Regions from separate parts of the Homo sapiens genome. Here regions 1 and 2 are each linked to region 3. Evidence: chromatin loops called from intact Hi-C (ENCODE). Cell type or tissue: CD4-positive, alpha-beta T cell. All regions are shown on one strand. Each heading gives the region's core, and the rest is flanking DNA. Links, peaks and the distances in the headings are about the cores only.

Region 1 (5,920 bases), core at 1,136-3,635, 230 kb after region 3:
ATCACTTGTTTCTGAATTGAGCTCTGTCGGCCATCTCAGCATCATCTGACACCTGCACACATCATATCATGTGATACACTTGGGAGAAAGGGCCAGGTCAATTTCCTCCTGGTGGGTGATTTGGTTTTCCTCTTCAGCTAATGTTTAATGTTTCTCTTTTGATTTGCATGTGGAAGCCTTACTCTATGCTAAGCTATGATAAGCACTTTACATGCCAATATGACAGCATAGTCCTTTAACCACGGGCTTTAGAATCACTCTGCCATGTTCAAACCTCAGCTTTAATCATGAAATATACCCAGGTAACAAACCTGCATGTATACCCACTGAATCTAAAAGTTGAAAAAAGTCTCTATGCTACATAAAACAAAAACAAAAACAAAAAAAATCTGAACTGTATCCCTTTGGACAAGTCACCTAATCCAGTCAAACCTGAGTTTTCTTAAATACTAAATAGGAATAGTGATAATAGTGCAGGTACTTGCCAGATTGGGTTAATATGAAGGTTCATAAATTTATTCATGTAACATTCCTACACATAGTATGTACTCAATAACGCTACATACTTTTATTATGAACCATCCTTTTCACAACCTTAGGAAGTATATACTCCTCTCCCTACATGCAAAACAAAACAAAACAAAAGAGAAATTTAGAGACTTTAAGATCTGGCTCAATGTCACAGAACTCGTATGTGGGAGATTCAGGTTTCAGACTCAATTCTTGGGATACAGTCCATGCTGTTAAACATTACACTAGACAGCCTCTACCGAACAATGACTTTTTATTACTTGACTGTTTAAATTCACCTCTCCTCTCCTTCTCAAAATGAGTACCAATTTGTCCTATGCGTAATTTATTCTCGAGCCTTAACGCTTGTTTTCTGCCCTTGTTTGATTCCTTTTCTCAGTTTGCAATTTCACTGTTAGGTTTCTGCATTGTACTCACAACATTTTTGAGTACTGCCTGTTATAAACTAGTCATTTTGCTTCCACATATTCATTCCTAAAGAGAAGACCATTTCTTAAGAAAAAATAGAATAAAGGAGGAACAGATTCTCAGATGTAATCATCATGGTGTGCAATGAATATCTGAGCACTTGCAGGGCCATTGCACTTTCAAATATTCCTTTTCTTGTCTGCATAACAAGGACTCAGCCACACTCTCCTAAAGACAGCTGGCTATAGTAGTCTGGGTGAAAAGCCTGACCATTAGATCTGTGCTTCATAATTCGACAGTGAGAGAACAAAAATGGTATATTTCAAGTTTCAGATATATGTGTGTGCATATGCATATAAATTACATATATTCATATATTTATGTGTGTATATATACACTCATATAATCATGTTGGAGTTTTAGAGATTTAGTTAAGCTCTTGTAGGCTGGACCCACAAACCACAACCATAAACTGAAAAAGAATTCAGCTACCTAACAAACTACTGAATTGAAATAACTGAAATTGAATAATTTTTCTGGGATTATTTAGGTATAGATAATTTGGAAAGTCAATTGTTGAAAGTCAATTACTGCCATATGCTTCTGATATCAAACAGGTTCATTTTAGACCTATAGATCAAATAGGTCCTTCACAACTATGGCAGGAATGGTTTATAATATCCAGCAACGATGAATCTAATGTATATGTGTAAATTTTTGTCAACTGATATGCTGTTTTGTTTGAGTTTCCACTTAGCCACACTGCTGTGGTTTCTTGGGGGTAAGAGCTGTAATACACTCAGACTCCTTATACCCTCTCCAGGGGTATGGTACTTGGCATATGGTTTTTACTCAGTAAATGAAGAAGAATAATGAACTGAAATGCTTTCTCCCTGTTTCCTAAGATGCTACTTAACCAGTGAAAAAGTTACAAGTTACAAAAGTCTTTTTTAAAGCCTTTTCAACTAGATAAAAAACACTTACTACACCTTTTTATGTATAGGCCACTAGCATGTAAATGAAACTGGCACAACAAGGTAAATGTGTATAAAATAAATCACAGAAAAGAGAGTTCTGATGAGATATTTCAGTAATGCAGTAGATAGCAAATGATGATTTTGGAGTATTTTTTGATTTCCCCAATTTAATACTTGATGTTATCAAGTATGTTCACAATGATTATTGTGTCCAAGACGCACCTTAGAAGAATGTAAAGAAGTGTTAGACAAAATATGGGTAACCCATCCCTGCCTTCAGGGAGCTTCTAGACTGATTGCACATAGGTCTGTATTTACATAATTATCAAGTTACAGATCTTGTTTCTTGTCTGTGAAACTCTAACCATATTCTAGAATCAGACATAGCATCACTTCCTGTATTAGTCTTCACAAACAGAACTCTTACTGTCTGTACTGTGCTCTTTACTTTTTAACGTTAGTTCTTCTAGGTTGCATCAAGAATTCAGGAAAACCACATAGGAGGAGGCCCAACATTTTCTGGGTGTTTAATGTGTGAACCTACTTGATAACATCAATTTTTAAACAGCTCCCCATTGATACAGACTCTGAGCTACTTACCCTTTCTCTAGCTGCTCTGCAGGACTCCATATTTTATGCATGGGGACAGTGATCACAAAGTTAGAAGGTACCAGGAATGGCATGCCCATTTACAGATGTACGATAGCCTTTCAGCAATCACAGGTATATCACAGTGATAATTTCTGGAGGATAAACTGGGGAAATTGAAAATTCTACATTGGGGCTCTAAAATACTCCAAAATCATCATTTGCTATCTACTGCATCACTGAAATAGCTCATCAGAGAAATCTATCTCTTCTGTGATGTATTTTATACACATTTACCTTGTTGTGCCAGTTTCATTTACATGCTAGTGACCTATACATGAAAAGGTATAGTGCCTGTACATAATAAATTTTTATGACTGGCTAAATTATTTGAAGACCACAGATATGCTGCATCCACTCCTAACCCTTATGAAGGAACAACTGTTAGGTTCTGAAACTATATACACTATTTGCTTTAAGAGACTACAGTATAGGAAGTCCTGAAATGTACCACAGAGTATGAATAGGTTGTGAATTATATATTATGCTGAAGCTTAATGGGTACTGTAGCCGAGGGCAAGATATCTCATAACTAATTATATTCATTTTGCATTTAGCAGTACATTCGAAGTACAGATATTAAAAATGTGTAAGTTGAACTTCTGTTAAAATTACTCTCCCTAAGGAAAATAATTCTCTTTTCTTGCTATACTTTAGGCTACACTTACAGGCTGCCAAAACACTTCATTTGATTTAAGAAAAAGTCTGTCCAACTGTTGTCAAGGATCATGTAACAATGAGTTGTTTTGCTTTTTGGTTTTTTTTTTAGCCTTGTAACTGTACATTTGTGTTCTGGTGACCCAGCCTCAGGCTGCTTGAGAGAGATAGAATTAAGAGTTGATTTAAATAGTGAATGAAAAGGAGAATATGCATTCATACAGAGCTTTGGTGTTTGGAACACTTTCACATACATTATCTCATTTAATTCTCCCAAAGGCTCTACAGATAGAGGTACTATGATTATCCCTGATTTTCAGATGAGATTTTATTTGAAGAGAAGGAGTAATGGAGGTTAGGATTCAAACATAGGTGTTCTGACTCCAAATCCTGGTCTTTTCTAGGATTTCCAAAATCCTGAAAAAAGGAACGTATTTCTAAAATTCAGTACGTGCCGGGATAAATCTTTGTCAGACTACATTTGCTATCTGATTGTTGATGCCATAATGCCACTGTAGGTTAGTTTTCTCTTAATGTGTCATGTGTATAAACCAGAATTCTAAGTCTGAGGTTCTCTAAAGGATCTTCTCATGTTTCAGATGTCAATAGGAACTATTCGAATCTAAGGAATCAGGGAAACAGTATGGCATTTATTAGTAGCCTCAGAGTCTTCTTTCTAAGGCTAGAAGTAAGAAGTATCTTTAGTTCTGGACTTGATCTGCAATTTTTCTTGCAATGGGTCAACAGGGACAACCAGTTGTTGTGGACAAAGCAATGGAATTGCGACTTTAGTGAAGCTTGAAATACTTTTTCAATAGGAAGTGACTTAAGTTCACATAAGCCAATATTCAAATGGTGTCTAAAGTGTGCAGGACACTGTGGAGATGTTAAATGGAAGTGGGGAGGGACATACATCTTCTTTTGCCCAGAACAATCCTGATTTATGCCAGTTGCCCTAGTGCCCTGTCTGCTTAGAGCCACTGACCTCTTCATTCTCAAAAATTACATGGTCAGCCTAGAAAGACTCTGTCAAGTCTCAAGGAGATTGTATTATAATGTGATGGGGTCCAGTAGAAGAGGGATATAAGAAAAGCATGCCTATACATATAAAATAGGGCAGGCATTTCCAAGTGTTATATTTTAAAATGACATAAAGCAGGCTAGGCGCAGTGACTCACATCTGTAATCCCAGCACTTTGAGAGACTGAGGTGGGCAGATCTCTTGAGGTCCAGAAATCACGACCAGCCTGGGAAACATGGCAAAACCCTGTCTCTACCAAAAACACAAAAATGAGCCAGGTGTGGTGGCGCATACTTGTAGTCTCAGATACTCTGGGGACTAAGATGGGAGGATTGCTTGAGCCTGGGAGGCAGAGGTTGAAGTGAGCTGCGATTGAACCACTGTACTCTAGCCTGGGTGACAAAGCAAGACTCTGTCTCAAAAAAAAAAAAAAAAAAAAAAAAAAAGGTATAAACAAAAAATTTGGAAATTTAGATAGAAAGATGTATTTAGTAGGAGTTAATGAAGAAGGCAAATATCACCCTATGTCATTTTCAACAGTAATGATGAAAGTTATAAAAAATGCTGGGATATATACAAAATGTATACTATATAGAGAACTCATGTTTCAGATGTCACTATCCACATTACAAGAGGACTGTAACTTGATCTACCACTCTGGGCACAGTATCTGATTAAAAATAAAGTTATCTTTAACAACATTTGGAGCGACTGTTTGAATTGAGGCCTCAGGAAAAGATAACCTCCCCTCCTTACCAGCATCGGGGTGCTATGTCCAAGACAAGTCCCTAATCTTCCCTTTGTTAGTGCCTGGTTTAGAAATAGTCATGAGGCCAATTCTGGCCAATGAAATATCAAAGGAAGTCATCTTGAAGAGTTCCAGAAAAGTTTTTCCCAAGAAAGAGACACAGGGAGAGAAGGTCCCAACTTTTCTTCTGCCTGACAAAATGTCTTTATGTCATAGCTGAAATGGTGACATGTATGAATCTGAGGATGTAGGCAAAACAGAGAGAGGAGCAGAGGGAGGGGAATCGGAGACATGGAAACTTTATATTAGGGAAGGGCACTAACTGCAGAGAATTTATAATGTCTTGATTATGAGTCTATTTTTCTATCTGATTCTGTCCCTGTTTCCTTTTGCACAGTCCCATGTGGATGTCAGTGTGATGATTAGGATGCCTGATGCTTCCGAAACAAGAATACACTTTACGAAAATGCCCATTGAAAATACTTTTTCCTTTCTACTCTTGTGCTAAGAGTGCCTGTTTGGACCCCATGGCTTCGTAATGGTAAGAACATAAATTTTAGACTGGTTTCTACTGTGAACAGTCTTTATCTGATTATTGAAATCTTTCTACCTTGTGGTTACTTCCTATATTGAAATATTAAATCTCCCACTAGTAGGAACCTGTTCACCTCTTCCACCTATTTTATGGCTGTTGTAAGCGGAATTGTTTGTTGCTTTGCTAAGCTACCTATTTTTAAGAGTTTGATGTCCGTTTGCAAGTGAATTACACTAGACCCTGTGGATGATCAGAGAAAAGCAGTAAATAATGTCCTTTGACCTTAATAGAGTTGACACACATAATTTGCTCAGAGAGTTCAGGTTTGTGGGAGGTGTCCCAATGTAATTATTAATAACATCTCTTTTTATTCTCAAAAGTGTTCCAATTAGGAT
Region 2 (7,324 bases), core at 2,067-4,566, 190 kb after region 3:
TTACATGACTTAGATATATAGTTCCATTAATTTCTCAAACAATAGTATAAGGTAGACAATGTTATTTCCATATTTATAGATTAAGTTCAAGAGGTTGAGAAATTTGCCTTAGGTAACACAGCTAACAAGAGAGGAGCTGGCATTTAAATCCGCATGTCTGGATTGCCAAACCTAGACTTGTTCCATCATCTCACATGCACTTCACCTTCTCTGCTCTGCCAGGAGATTGATCTGGTATCTCCTTTGCAATCTGGTAAGCCTGTCTGTCTGGCACAGCTTACCCAAAAAGGGTCTCCTAATACCAATCTTTGTTCCCATACATTGTTGGTGAGTCCCAGCCCAAGCAAGGGCAATTTGCTTTTGCAGGTTACTTTCCCAAAGTGGCTATGCATTTGTGTTTCTTACCACTGAACATAAGGCAGTCCATTGCTCAGGCATAAACCCCAACCCGAGACAACTGGGTACATTGATAGTTACCACACAGATGAAAAAACTTTGATGGAAAGGGCAAACACTGGGAAACACATGGAAAATTGGTTTCATGTGGTTTGATTACACTGACTTAAAATATCCCTTTTTCCTGATCAGATCAGAAATTGATATGTGTGTTGCTACTCTGAGCTATGAGTCTGAGTATTTTTTTTTTAATGATGTAGGGACTCTTCTTTTGAATATCTGTGGGCCCTTTAAATGAGATGGAAGAAAATCTTCCAATATTGTCACACTTGATATAATATTTTTCAAGGAGAGACTGTCAGGATGAGGATGTACCCTCACAACCCATATTAAGGAGAAAAGCAAAAGAAATTGGAGGAGAGAAGACTTAAATGTGCTGAGGGCTGATTCTGACTCTGTGCCAGGCGCTAGGTTTGCCACTTGGCTAACTTTATTTTCTTCATTCCTCTCAACAACCCTGTGAAGTATAAACATTCTACCTGCACACCACCACCACTACCACCACCATCACCATCACCACCGCCACCACCATCACCACCATTACCATGAAGACTGAAGGAGCAATACTCCATGTAGGGTCCAGTAGCTGTTGCGTGATGGAGCTGAGAATTGAAATCATATCTCCCTGGGCTGTTTTCACTACACTGCACAATCTTCTAATGAGCAGGGCTCTGTTTTTGGCCTGAGGAATGAAACAGTGACAAGGCGTACTCTGTGTGTGTGTGTCCTGTATTCAAGAGGCTTAAAATCTAGTTAGGAGACAAATTTAAAAGGTCAGTAGCAACCGATGCTTGTAAAAATGCTAAGCCCAACAAAGGTACAGAAGTCCAAAGGAGCCACTGATTACAAAGACCCCAAGTCGTGGAGGAGTTTTCATGAAGGACAGAGACTTGGATTGGGCTTAGAAAAGAAAGCCGAGGACTTACAGACATGGAGAAGAGGCCAACAGCTGTCCCAGAAGGCAGATCACCTTGGGCTAAGAATACACATGCTGTTTTTAGGGAACAAAGTGAGTGGCTGTGGCTGCTGTTATTTCAGAGGTGAGCATAGAGCGAGAGTTAAGAAATGCCCCTTTGGAAGGTCTGTTAGACCCTTGCTCCTCAAAGTGTGGTCTGAGCACCAGTGCTGTCAACATCACCTGAGTGCTTGTTAGAAATGCAGAATCTGGTTGAGTGCAGTGGCTCAAGCCTGTAATCCCAGCACTTTGGGAGGCCAAGGTGGGAGGATTGCTTAAGCTCAGGAGTTCCAGACCAGCCTGGGCAACACAGTAAGACCTCATTTCTATTAAAAAGAAAGAAAGAAATAAAGAAATGCAGAATCTTGAGCCCTGCACCCAACCCACTGAATTTGAATGTGCATTTTTACGTGGTTTCCCATGTGATTTGGAGGCACAATGAAAGTTTGAGAAGAACTTCCTTAAAGAAGTAGGTTCACTCCTCTCATTTTTCATCCTTTAGATACCAAAATAAGGCTGAAGAGGACTAGAATGTCTTCTTTCTGCCACTCTGTCCTCTTTTTCTCTTCTCTCCCGGCTCTTTGTGTAGAGGCCTAGGTGGCTGTTGGTAAACTCAGGGCCTTTCGTAGTGCTCCCTTTCTGCTGCTTTGCCTAAAACCCAGCATCCTTTTTCTGAAACTTCTGTGTGTCATGCTTCTTCCTTTTCACTGGTACTCACTGATCTGCGAATGTCACACTCGAGAATGTGGAGCAAATGTGTTTTGTACCCAAATATCTACAACACAGAACAATTCAATTGCGTTTCCAAGAGTCAGCCCTAAAGAATTGGCCTGTGTGTAAATGTGCCTGACCTGAGCATAAGAGACTGTTCTGTGTTACTAGCATCACCCAAATTCAGCAGTGGGCTTTGGAAGGACAGGGCTGCCCTCAATGGACCTGTTTGGATTCAGAACACCTTGAGAAGAGAGACGCAGTTACAAAGTTGGGGCCCTGCCTTGCAGTTCACTCCATTTGTTCTATCTAAAATCTTAATTCCCATTGTTTTTCTTATCACTTCTTGGACTTGGGACCACAACTACCATTTGGAAAGATTTCAGGCTCAGGAGAAGCCAGGGAAAAAGAAATGTATACAAAAACTGAGCGCTCTTCTAGTTTCCAGATCTGACAAGTGAACAGCTTGGAAGTTGTCACCCTTATCTACAAAAGAAAAAAAAAAACTGAACAAACTGAAAACTGGAAACTCTTCTTAGAACCTTCGGAAAATTGAGATCACAGGCCAAACTGCCTCCCAGAGAACAGGGGAGTCAGACGGATGGATACAGAGAATTTCAGTTTACCAGGAGCAGAAGCCAGGAAACTGAGCAGTAATTAACAAACTGCTGTAAGCTGTGTGTGGACAAGTTTGAGACTTAAAAACTCCCAGCGGGCCCAATCACAGGGGCCTCCCCATACCTTCCTGAGTTGTACCTCCAGGAGTAACATCAGGTTTCCACTATGGAACCTGAAGAAAAATCCTCTCCTCTTTCCCTTTGGGGTTGAGGGGTTGGGGCGGAGAAATAGCCGTGTTGGAATAAGCCCAGAGCTCTCTGTTCTCCTTAAGAAGGATTTCCTTCAAGGGAAAATACTTTACAAGAACCCATCCCACGGGGGTTTTACCAGGGGCCTCATCGACCTGGGAAAGGGAAATACCCAACTCAGGCTCACTGAAAGACAGATCTAATCACAGGGCTGTAGAATTCTTTCTCTCCCCCGACACAGTACCAACACAGCAACGATGCTCCAAGTAAATAACAAGGGATTACAGCTCAAAGAATTGCAAGCCTCAGTCCCTATGTCAGGAGTCTCTAGGAAAATTCAAGCACAACAGGGGAGACGAAAGCAAGGGCACAGGAAATTTTAGCCCCTGATACCACAGCTACAGCAAATGGTAAAACCACAGCCTAACTCCTAGCCGGATAAACATAAAACCTTATGCTAAGTTAGCGGGGAATCTGTAATGAAGGTACTTGACCAGCTGTAGTCTTTGATCACAATAGCAGGATGTTCTAGGTTCTCTGCTTAGAAAAGAAACAAAGAAATAAGAGAAACAACCACATGGTTCTGAGATTTAGAGAGGAGGGAACATTACCTTCCTGCAAGCTCTACCCTCTTTGAACTTGATGGGTGTCATCTAGCCACAGACAATTATTTATCTGCAGTTCTTACTGTCTTGTGAAATACACTGCAGCTGACATTTTAGAGATTACAGAACCCAGTTGGTTTATTTGTTGCAAGTCATCAAGATTTCTATGAAGGCGTTATAGATTATTGCAGTAATGAGTTCAGTTAATTAATGCTAAGTATTTAAGGTGATAACTTTACATTGACAAATCTTACATGTTCAAGTTTCTCCAGCCTCTTTTTCCAACCTGCCTGCCAATGTGTGGGTGCCATGGGGGAGAAAACTCTCCTGAGAGTTAAGGACAACTAGCTTCCAGTTCTGATTTTGCTATATATTTGTTGTGTAATCAAGGGGAAGTCACGTATCCTTTCTGAGGCTCAATTTTCCCACCTGTAAAAGAGGATAATAATAGTTACCCTATTTCAACCCCAAAGTCAGGATCAAATAAACTAGTAAGATGTCGTATCAATGCAGTTATTTTTTTTCCTGTACTCTGTAGGCCAAGACCAATGCACAGTGATTAACGTCTGTTAAAAAAAGTCCATAATTGTATATGTATATTATATGATAAGAGTACTGATAATCACTAAAATTAAGTATAATTCAGATGCAACTTAAAAATCAGTCCTCAGAAAATATGAACATTGATATGGTTTGGATCTGTGTCTCCACCTAAATCTCTTGTTTAATTGTAATCCTCAGTGTTGGAGGTGGGGCCTGGTGGGAGGTGATTGGATCATGGGGGTGGTACTTAATGAATGGTTTAGCACCATCTCTTGGGTATTGTTAATGTGATAGAGCTCTCATGAGATCTGGTTGTTTAAAAGTGTGTGGCACCTGGCCCTCCGTCTCTTCCTCCTGCTCTTGCCATGTGAAGATGTGCCTGCTTCCCCTTCACCTTCTTCCATGATTGTAAGTTTCCTGAGGCCTCCCCAGCCATGCTTCCTGTAGAGCCTATGGAACCATGAGGTAGTTAAACCTCTTTTCTTTATAAGTTATCCTGTCTCAGGCATTTATTTATAGCAATACAAGATGAACAAATATAAACATTTTAATAGAAATCATGAGTTTCTCTGAGTTTCACTGTATTTTTCTGATTTCTGCACCTTCTCTTCGTGAGACTCCACATTCCATCTCCTTTGCATCTCTCTCCAGAGCCCCACTTAGGTTGTGAAGGTGTTTGGGGCAAAACAGAGTTTTGAAATTTCCAAACATCTTTGAGACACTCTAGTCAGTTTAAAATTGGCTGCATGTGGATTTTTTCTCTAAAAGGAAACCAAATAAAATGTTCTTGACATGGCAAACAAACAGCCATCCTTCCTGAGGGCAATATTTTTAGGAGCTAAGTGTAAATGAATCAGAAACAGCCATGGTAATTGCTTGTCCTTCCAAACACAAAAGAAGTTAAAAAATACATTTCTCATCCCAAATGTAATTTGGGTTTTATTTAATTACAAACAATTGTGTAAAATGTTGGGGCCATTTGAGAATCACATCAGGCAGTCAGATTCCACATCTCCTTAAGAATCTTACCACTCACATATAACACACAATTACTGGTTTGCTGAGTAAGAATAAATCATTCCCATGACCCAGAAGAGGACAAAACTGGAGAAACAGCATTAGTCATCTCTCCCCAGGCATGCTCATGAAAGGCAGGCCTATGAGGAGAGACACCAGGCTCAGGATGGTCTGGTCATATGTCGTTGTCATTTATATGTTGTTGGATGTGAAAGAGGCACTCAGGTCTCACAGCCCATGGTTGGGCTGGGGATCTGAGAGACTCGAGGTTGAGTTCCATGAGCAACTGACTGACTTGATTCAAATGAAGGAAACAGATGAATGCCAGGCTTATTCATATCTTCTTCAGAATAATGTGACCTGAAAAACAAGTTCAAACAGGCATATGAACTAAAATTAAGTGTTAAAGTAGTTAGTTTGCTTATGTTTTAGCATCTACTTGTACTCTCTGGTAGTCAGGAGAGCATAGTGGTTAAGAAACAGGGCTCTGGGGTCCTACTCTCCAGGCTGAAATGCCCACCCTTATATTGACTAAACCTCTCTGCCTAAGCATTCTTGTCTGTAAAATAGTGCTGGTTATAGCACCCAACTCATTGGGTTGTTGTAACATTAAAAGAAACAATCTGCACAAAATAAAGCACCTAGACTGTGTCCTTTCCAAGTAGTTATTGTTGCACATTTCTCTCTCTTTCTCTGTTTCATCTCAAGATTTCCTGGGTGCCCTTATTCACCCTCTAGAACCTCAACTGGCCTTGGTGTCCTATCCAATGACCTAGGCTCTATGCATATCCCAGCTAAAGCCCCCTTCACACTTTCCCCCAGCCCAACTTTATAAAGGCTTTACTAGAGCAGCAGTTTTCAACTTTAATGGGCATGTGGATATCTTGGGGGATGGAGATATAATGCAGATCCTGATATAGTAAGTTTGCATATACCCTGGGAAGATTCTGCAGTTCTAGCAGTCTCTGATGCTGATGACCCCTGGGCTGGCTGCACCTTGAGTAGCAAGGCACCAAGTAACTGGCTATCCAAATTGACTAGCATTTTCTTTTTTCTGGGCCACTTGAATGATTGAGTGCTTCAGCTTCATCACATTAGTGAAAACTAAGATATTGATAAGGAATAACACTTTAACATGTGACCAAGTCAGGGAGCAATTTTACATCTAAAGAAGCCTGATCCAAAGAAGGAAAAATGTGAGGCTGGAAATTTCGGGCCTTGACATATGTAGGGAAAAGATACTTTGTTAGCTGCCCTGACATTACTAGATAGGCAGTTTGCATTGTCAAGTGGTCCAATGGCAAGTTGTGAATGGTGAATACAGGAAAAAATGTTTGCCATCATTTCTGGCAAAATTCATGCCCACTCAGAACTTTATTTGAAAATAGGGTCTTTGCAGATGTAATTAGTTAAATTGAGGCAGTATTGGAATAGAGAAGGCTCTAATCCAATAATTGGTGTATTTATAAGAAGTGACACACAGAATCAGAGAGAGACAGGCGCAGAAAGAAGTAGATGGTGAGAAGACACAGAAAGAAGGCCCAGTGACAATGGAGGCAGAGATTGAAGTTAAGCTTCACAAGCCAGGAGTACCAAGGATTGATAGCAAGCTTGGATGGTGTGGAGAGAGGCATGGAACAGATCTTCCCTCTGAGACTCCAAGAAGAAATTAATCCTGCTGACACCTCAATTTTGGACTTCTGGCTTCCTGAACTGTGAAAGAATAAATTTCTGTCATTTAACCACCTCGTTGGTTATAAAATTTGCTATGGCATCCCTAGGAAACTAATACATCATCTGTGAGGAGTCAAGGTCAACTCAGGTGCCAAGTGATTCCCTGGAACCTAATGTTTAAAGGACATCTGTCATTTTCATCTCTGGCAGCTGAGCTGGCACTGAAGTCATTCACTGAATATATGAGAATAGTGCTAGAGTGGGCATCCTGGCCTCCTTTGCTCTCTTTGTTCAATAGGGACAGAGGGAGGAGAAGGGGCAACTTATTCCCATTTGGTTCAAGGACTAGTCCCTTCAGAGTAAGGACAATTTAAGGCTCCTGAAAGAGGATTCAACCAGTCACTCCATTTCTTATCTGGCCAAACTGCCTAAACACAAACCCCTTGCATGTGACAAGGTCTTGGGTGAGGCAGATAGCAAAGAGAGATCAGTAGTGGAGGAAGCACTGGATGGACAGCCTCCTGCAGATTATTCCCTGGGACATGACCTAACAGAGG
Region 3 (7,324 bases), core at 2,594-5,093:
TTTAGTGATATGGTGGACCATTCTCAATTTCCCTTATCTTATTCTATGCACAAAGATGGCTTGCTTTGTATTTACTCACTTCAATTTAATGTGGCTCTATCATCCCTCCCCCACCTCAGAGCCTTTTCCAGCAAATGGAGGCCTTTTGTTTTTTACCATACAGAAGATTCAGGTGACTGTGTGCAGCATCATGAGACTGCAGACTAGTTGGGATTCATCGGAGTGGCAGCATTTTGATCAAACACTGGGAGGAATGCTGCCAACCTCTGCTCAGGTGGTAGAGACAAGAAGGCTTACGTGTGATATTAGAGTTGATTATGCAAGGACTCTGTCATGAATAATAACAATAATAATTATTATCATGATGAGGCAGAAAGAGAATAATGATTTTGGGAAATCAGTAAAACAAGTCACATCAGTTTTCTGGCTGAAAGCCAGCCTTATTTTCTGGTGAAGAGAGATCATTGGTGATTTTAATAAGTTAGACTATTTTATCAAGGAGCTGGGGGATCTACTGCTGGGCAAAGAAAAAAGTGGGCAACTTCAAAAGAATTACTTTTAATTTACTCTGAGATATTTGCTGGGGGTGTGAAAATGAATTGGGAAGGCAAGTGTATGCCTGCTTATTTGTTAATGATTTCGTGGACTCATAGCAAAAGTTGGGAGGGGATGTTTGAGGTCATCTAATCTACGTGGCTTCAAAATCTTTATTCTTTATAATAGCCTACCTTTTTTGAAATACACTCTTTTGTTGAACTCCAATGCAAAACATGTAAAAGTAGAGATGAGAGTGGAAGAGATGGAATGGAGGGTCAAGAGCATGATCACTTAGGTTTGTGCCTCTCTCCACCCACTTGGTTTTTCCATGAGATGCTTCTCTTCTACGGATTCAGTTCGAAAACTCCTGATTGAATCCAGCCTCCTCATTTTATAAACAGGAGATCGGGTGACTCGCTCAGAATCATGCAATTGGTTATCTCACTGGAGCAGCTCTCTGCAGAATAATCTCTGCACTAAGCCACACTTGGAGTATGAATTGTGACTCTCCTGCCTCCTTAGCCCCTCTAGCCCTTCCCATCTCTCCTGTCAACAGCGTTCCACTCATTACCTTATCCCCGCATGACTCAATAGCCTGTGTCCATATCGCTGCAATTTTCATGACAGTTTAAAGAAAAACACATCTGTCTCCATATACCAATGAGGGCTCAGTAGGGAACACTGATTACATCCTCCACAATGAGGGCCCCAGGGGCTGCTGCTCCCAAACATGCCCTGAGTGCAAGGGTTCTAGTCTGTCACCAACATGGAGAAAATCTCTCTTGTCACATTTTATTGTATTCACTGGCCACGGGACAGGACGGAGTAATAAGAAATTCTGTGCAGGCCTCAGGTTGTTTTGAATTCTGCTTCTGTTTTTCAGAACTGATATTATTTCTGGCCCTTGATAAGCGATAAATTCTCATATCCTGTTTTGTGAGATTTTTAATCATGTGCAGTTAATAGGCTGATACAAAGTGTGAGAGTATCCATCACCTAAATAAAAGAAATTATAGTTTTACATGGACTTGTATTCCTAAATTTCACCAATTTTTAGAGCTAGATACAATCTTAAGAGAATTTCTCATTTAATTTTTTCTCTATGAGGAAACTCATGCCCAGAGTAATGAAGGGCTGGGTCTACCATGAATCAGCTGGTTCAAGGTGTGAACTAAGTCTCTCTCACTTAAGGTACATTCCTTAGTTGGGTTGGTTTAATTGAAGAAATATGCATTGAGTGTCCTCCAGGGCAAAATACCCATGAGAGACAGACAGAGATTTTTCTATTTCCTTGATGGGGTAGGGCAGACAATGAAGACCCTCCACTAAATATGAGCAGCCATTGTGCACATATGGTACTGAGAATGACAACGAGTCTACACAAATCCATCTCTTTTGGAGAGATGATGTGACTGTAAATGATAATGATGAGGAAGACGAACTTTTATAGTATTAGCTTCATCCACAAACAGGAAATTATTATTGCTATTTTTCTATCTTTGAAGGGAGTCTGTTAGAGATGGCAGCAACATGGATGGAGCTGGAGGCCACTGTCTTAAGTGAACTAATGCAGGAACAGGAAGCCAAACACCGCATGTTGTTACTTATAACTGGGAGCTGAACATTGAATATGCATGGACACAGAGAAGGGAACAATAGACACTGGGGCTTACTAGAGGGTGGAGGGTAGGAGGGTGAGAATCAAAAAACTACCTATTGGGTAGTATGGTAATTACCTGGGTGATGAAATAATATGTACACCAAACTCCCTTGACATGCAGTGTATTTATAGAGCAAACCTGCACATGTAACCCTGAAACTAAAAGTTAAAAAATAAATTAAAAAAAAAAGTGGCTGGGCGTGGTGGCTCACGCCTGTAATCCCAGCATTTTGGGAGGCCGAGGCAGGCAGATCACGAGGTCAGGAGATAGAGACCATCCTGGCCAATATGGTGAAACCCTGTCTCTACTAAAAATACAAAAACTTAGCTAGGCATGGTGGTGTCCACCTGTAGTCCCAGCTACTCAGGAGGCTGAGGAGGAGAATTGCTTGAACCCGGGAGGCGGAGGTTGCAGTGAGCCGAGATTGTGCCACTGCACTCCAGCCTGAGCAAAAAGAGTGAAACTCCATCTCAAAAAAACAAAAACAAAACAAAACAGGAACAACAACAAACAAACAAAAAAACAAAAGAAAAAAAAATTATCCACACACGCAAAAAGAGTTTGGGTTCTGGAGCTGGACTACCTGGGTCTCAATCCCTGTCCTGCCTGTTACTGGCTGTGTGGTCCTCATTGAATCAGTTAACCCCACTGTACCTCAGTTTCCTCATCTGTAAAGTAGGTTAGTATGAGTAAACAGCTCAGAGTTTTGTTCTGAAGATTAAATGAATACATTCTAGTGCAGCTGCTAGAATAGACTGGTATACAGTAAGCATTTAATAAATGTTACCTATTATTATCCTTTATAGATTAAAGGCATCCTGTAAACTCTAGTTGAACATCTAACTTCTAATTGCTTAAGTGGATTCCAGCAGCTGTCTTATATGCTCAGGAAGCTTTAAAACATCACAATTCACTGGTAGCCTCTTCTGGGCAGGTATTATTGCTATTGAAGGTCAGAATTAGTGGGAGGTCTATTTTCTGCAACTTTATTCATGCAGCATGCATTCTTGGATGTTACTAACGTGGCACACCCTGGGCCAGGTGAACTAGGGGTTGGGGGAAGAGTAGGGTGAGGATGCAAAGATGAACATGGTATCAGTTCTTCAAGGGCTTGGGGGTGTGAGGTGGAGTAGGGTAGGGATGCAAAGAAGCGTAAAATAGCTTTTGCCTTCAAAGAGTTCACTGTCCTGAGAGAGGGATGATCAGTAAACAAATAGTGACAAAGCAGGGAGACATGTACAAAGTGCTAAGGGAGCACAGAAGAGGAAGTGACTGAGACAGACTGAGGAGACCAAGAAAGGCTTCGCACAGGAAATGACATATAAACTGGGTCACACAGGATGAGTAACTGTCTGGTAGAAGAGAGGGGGTGAGTTTCTAGGCAGGGGCACTACATGCGCAAAGGCACAGAGGCATGACACATGAAAGCCACAATATTTGGCAGGGTGAGCAGTTCAGAAGGATGTTTACAAAATGCCCTGGTTCAAGGACGTGTCATTGCCCAAGCTCCTTACTGTAGCTGGTGGAGCCTGGCAGGGGGCGGTCCCTGCCCACCGTCCCGAGCCCATCTCTTACTTCCCAACCCTGGCCACACTTGTTCCTTTTTGTGCCTGGATCACCACAGCAGAGTTCTACTTCAGGGCTGCTGCACATTCTGCTTCTTATTTGTAGAATATTCTTCCCAACCTATTTTCATGGCCAATCCCTTCTCTATCCTCAGGTCTTACCTCCTCAGGAAGATCATCCATGGCCACTTTCCCTGATGCAAGTCCCCTGTTATTCCCCATCACAGCATCTATCACTAGGAATGTATTGTGACCTGTAATTATTTTACCTCTCACCATGTTTTTTACCTGCTTCTCTGGAAGGTAGCATGAGACATCAGGGTCAGGACACCAACTGTCTTGTTCCTGGTGTATCTCTAGTATCCTAGTCAGTTCCTGACACAGCACTCAATCGAAGTTGTTGAATGAAGAAATAAAAGTATCAGTGAATGAATGAATGAATGAGAAATTTGGAAAGAGATTGGTTTGAATATCTTCCGTTGGTTTCTCCAGGTCCACTACCCTTCTCTATTCAATTCTGTGTCATGGAAAGCTGCTTGTGTGGGCCACCTCAATATCTTCCCTCTGTGTTGGATTCAGTAAATAGGGCGCAGGTAAGGGTGAGAGGAGAGGGGTCAGGGTGGCCTTGAGCTGGCTGCATTCCTTCCCTGAAGGTCTCAGCAAGGGCCCTCTCCACACAGCCTCTCTCTTTCCTCCTTTCCACCACTTTAGGCCTGCGGTCGGGGGGCAGGCACCTCCTCCCATCTTTCCACATTACTATCCCTCGTAGTTTCTCTAGAGTCCACCTACATCTTTGTAGTCCTTCTATTAATCTCTCTTCAAACTACCTATGCCAGTCTGTTTCTTACCAGGGCTGGGGCCAGGTTAGAAAGTACCTTATGTGCCTGTAAGTAGCTCACACCATATTCATTTGACAACAGAGAACTGTTAAAGGTAGATCCTTCTGCAGGTGCTATGGACTGAATATTCACATGTTGAAATCCTAACCCCCAATGTGATGATATTGGGAGGTAGGGCCTCTGAGAGGTATTTAGGTCATAAGAGTGGAGCCCCTATGAATGGAATTGGTGTTCTTATAAAAGGGACCCCAGAAAGCTAGCTAGCTCTTTTTCCACCTGCTGAGGACACAGCAAGAAGACAGCCATCTACGGACCAGGAAACAGGCCCTCGCAAGACACCAAATGTACTGGTATCTTGATCTTGACCTTTCCAGTCTCTGGAACTCTGAGAATTAGGTGTTTGTTGTTTAAGCTGCCCAGCCGCTGGTACTCTGTGATAGTGGTGTAAGCTGACCAAGACAGCAGAGGTGTGGCATAACCCAAAGGCAAGGCTAACACACAGCATCAGCGTAGGGAATGCCCTCCAAGCTTTCAGTAACATGCCCCATCATGTTGGAGCATGTCCCACTCATATATTCATATCTCTTTATGTGTAAGTTTTTTGTTTCTTTTTTTTGAGGCAGAGTCTCACTCTGTCACCCAGGCTGGAGTGCAGTGGCAGGATCTCAGCTCACTGCAACCTCCGCCTCCCTGGTTCAAGTGTTCTCCTGCTTTAGCCTTCTGAGTAGCTGGAATTACAGGTGCACACCACCACACCTGGCTAATTTTTGTATTTTTGGTAGACACGGGGTTTCGCCATGTTGGCCAGGCTGGTCTTAAACTCCTGACCTCAAGTGATCCGCCCTCCTCGACCTCCCAAAGTGCTGGGATTACAGGCATGAGCCACCGTGCCAGGCTCTGTTTATGTGTAATTTATATACGTGCATGCTTGTACTAATAACTTTTGTACAGTATAAAGTACATATGTGGATATTAAAAAGCATAAGAGAGAGGTAAAATTTGATTTTCAATTTTTATCTCACCAAAAGCCATTGATATGGTTTGACTCTTTGTCCCCACCAAATCTCATGTTGAACTGTGATCTTCAGTGTTGGAGGAGGGGCCTAGTGAGAGGTGATTGGATCATGGGAGCGGATTTTCCACTTGCCGTTCTCCTGATAGTAAGTGAGTTCTCCCAAGATCTGGTTGTTTAAAAGTGTGTAACACTTCCCTCTTCACTCTCCCTCCTGCTCTGCCATGGTAGGAAATGCTTGCTTCCCCTTAGACTTCTGCCATGATTGTAAGTTTTCTGAGGCCTCCCAGCCATTCTTCCTGTACAGCCTGTGGAGCTGTGAGTCAATTAAACCTCTTGTCTTCATAAATTACCCAGTATCAGCTAGTTCTTTATAGCAGTGTGAGAATGGACTAATACAGCCACACTGTTAGTGTACTGATTACTTAGTTTTAAAGTCTTACTAAACATTATAGCTAATATTTTATTGTCTACCTAGGGTGACATTGTTAAGGAGTGTATGTATAAATCCATATTCCAATTCATCTTCTTGAGGTGAGCTAATCTCTTGTCAGATCTAATTATAATTATTATGTATATAATTATATTATACCATATATTGTAATATGGTGACAAAGTACTTCTAAGTGGAGAACAATCAACTTTTTCTACCACGTGGCTTGCTTTGTTGTGGTATCTTTGACCCATTATTTATTTTTGGGGTCTTTTTAAGTTTCTCACTTATTTTATGATTTTTTCAGCAAGTTAGAATTAGACAATAGTTCCACGTATTCACTCAACTGGGCATGTATCATAAATTATTAAACAAATGAAAATGTTAGGGAATCACTGTCCACTCCTGTGATTTATAGACTCCCATTTTCCCTCAAGACTTCCCACATATCCTATGTGAGGGGTGATCACTAACATAGAGACTGAGAGTGCCATGACATATTAAATATCAGAAAAGCTTAATCTCTTATTTTATTTGATAAAAGTGGGTATATACAGAAGTTCTAATGTTCTCTTCCATCTCCCCCATTGATTGTTTTGTACACCTGCTTGATTGCACGTACTGTATTTTGGAGACTACTGATATAGATCATAGGCAGAATCTAGAAATAGAGGACCAGTTAAGAGACAATGTTCCAGTAGTTCCTATATTGGTAGGAGTCCTTTTAGTTATGAGATGTGTGTTAGTTTACACTCCAAACCCTTTTATCCCCATGGCTTCTTTCCTTGCTTATTTTCTTATTCTTTTCCATATCTCTAGCAAAGAAAACAAAGAAATAATACTAACCACTTATTAAACACTTGATTTGACCCATGTTATTAAACACAGATCAAGAACCAGTAGTTTTATGTTAAGCTTAAGAAAGGACTAGGGGCTTTCGATACATTATGTAAATAAAATTTCAGAACATATTGATAACATCAGCATGATTTTTACCTTTTTACAATTAGGAAACTTCCTTGGAAAGATCAAGCACCTGGTAAATGACAGAGAAGTCTTGAATTTAATTCAGGCCTGTCTGTGCCCAAAGAACTTGTCCCCAATCGTCTATAAAATGCTGACAAAGAAAAGAAAAATTTGGGAAGCTCTTGTGATTTTTCTCAATAAAATAGGAGAGAATCAGTGGACTTGCAAGGCTATATTCAGTTAAAATGAGGTGAAATGTGCTGATTACCCTGCTCAAAGGCAGAGTACCTTTGAAGTTATTCTTTTTCTTT

The links. Hi-C counts contacts between places; a loop is a spot of excess contacts. Peaks named below come from ENCODE experiments on the same cell type or tissue, not always from the same donor. Only the 100,000 strongest peaks of a DNase experiment are listed, where the experiment ranks them.
Region 1: it touches region 3 in a loop (5-fold over the local background); 2 of 110 quality-filtered maps call a loop at or near these places.
Region 2: it touches region 3 in a loop (9-fold over the local background); 5 of 110 quality-filtered maps call a loop at or near these places.

Annotation. Positions count from the first base shown.
Region 1 is chr12:92,357,142-92,363,061 of GRCh38, reverse strand. LINC02391 (long intergenic non-protein coding RNA 2391) reads left to right here. Exons shown (of 5, transcript XR_007063404.1): 2 at 5,388-5,531. All of the region lies in intron 1 of LOC105369902 (a long non-coding RNA gene), which reads right to left. Among named protein-coding and RNA genes, the nearest start is that of LINC02391, 3.7 kb to the left of the region's middle. RefSeq lists an enhancer at 158-247. In CD4-positive, alpha-beta T cell, for the core only: no CTCF peak of the experiment used is centred there; a DNase peak (open chromatin) is centred at 2,361; H3K27ac peaks cover 1,538 bases.
Region 2 is chr12:92,394,978-92,402,301 of GRCh38, reverse strand. It overlaps LOC107984467 (a long non-coding RNA gene), which reads right to left. Exons shown (of 3, transcript XR_001749160.2): 3 at 4,998-5,453. Among named protein-coding and RNA genes, the nearest start is that of CLLU1, 23 kb to the left of the region's middle. RefSeq lists an enhancer at 1,836-1,985. In CD4-positive, alpha-beta T cell, for the core only: no CTCF peak of the experiment used is centred there; DNase peaks (open chromatin) are centred at 3,111 and 3,521; H3K4me3 peaks cover 462 bases; H3K27ac peaks cover 2,500 bases.
Region 3 is chr12:92,590,264-92,597,587 of GRCh38, reverse strand. All of the region lies in intron 1 of LOC105369905 (a long non-coding RNA gene), which reads right to left. Among named protein-coding and RNA genes, the nearest start is that of PLEKHG7, 110 kb to the left of the region's middle. RefSeq lists enhancers at 3,790-3,889, 3,129-4,328. In CD4-positive, alpha-beta T cell, for the core only: no CTCF peak of the experiment used is centred there; a DNase peak (open chromatin) is centred at 3,557; H3K27ac peaks cover 2,282 bases.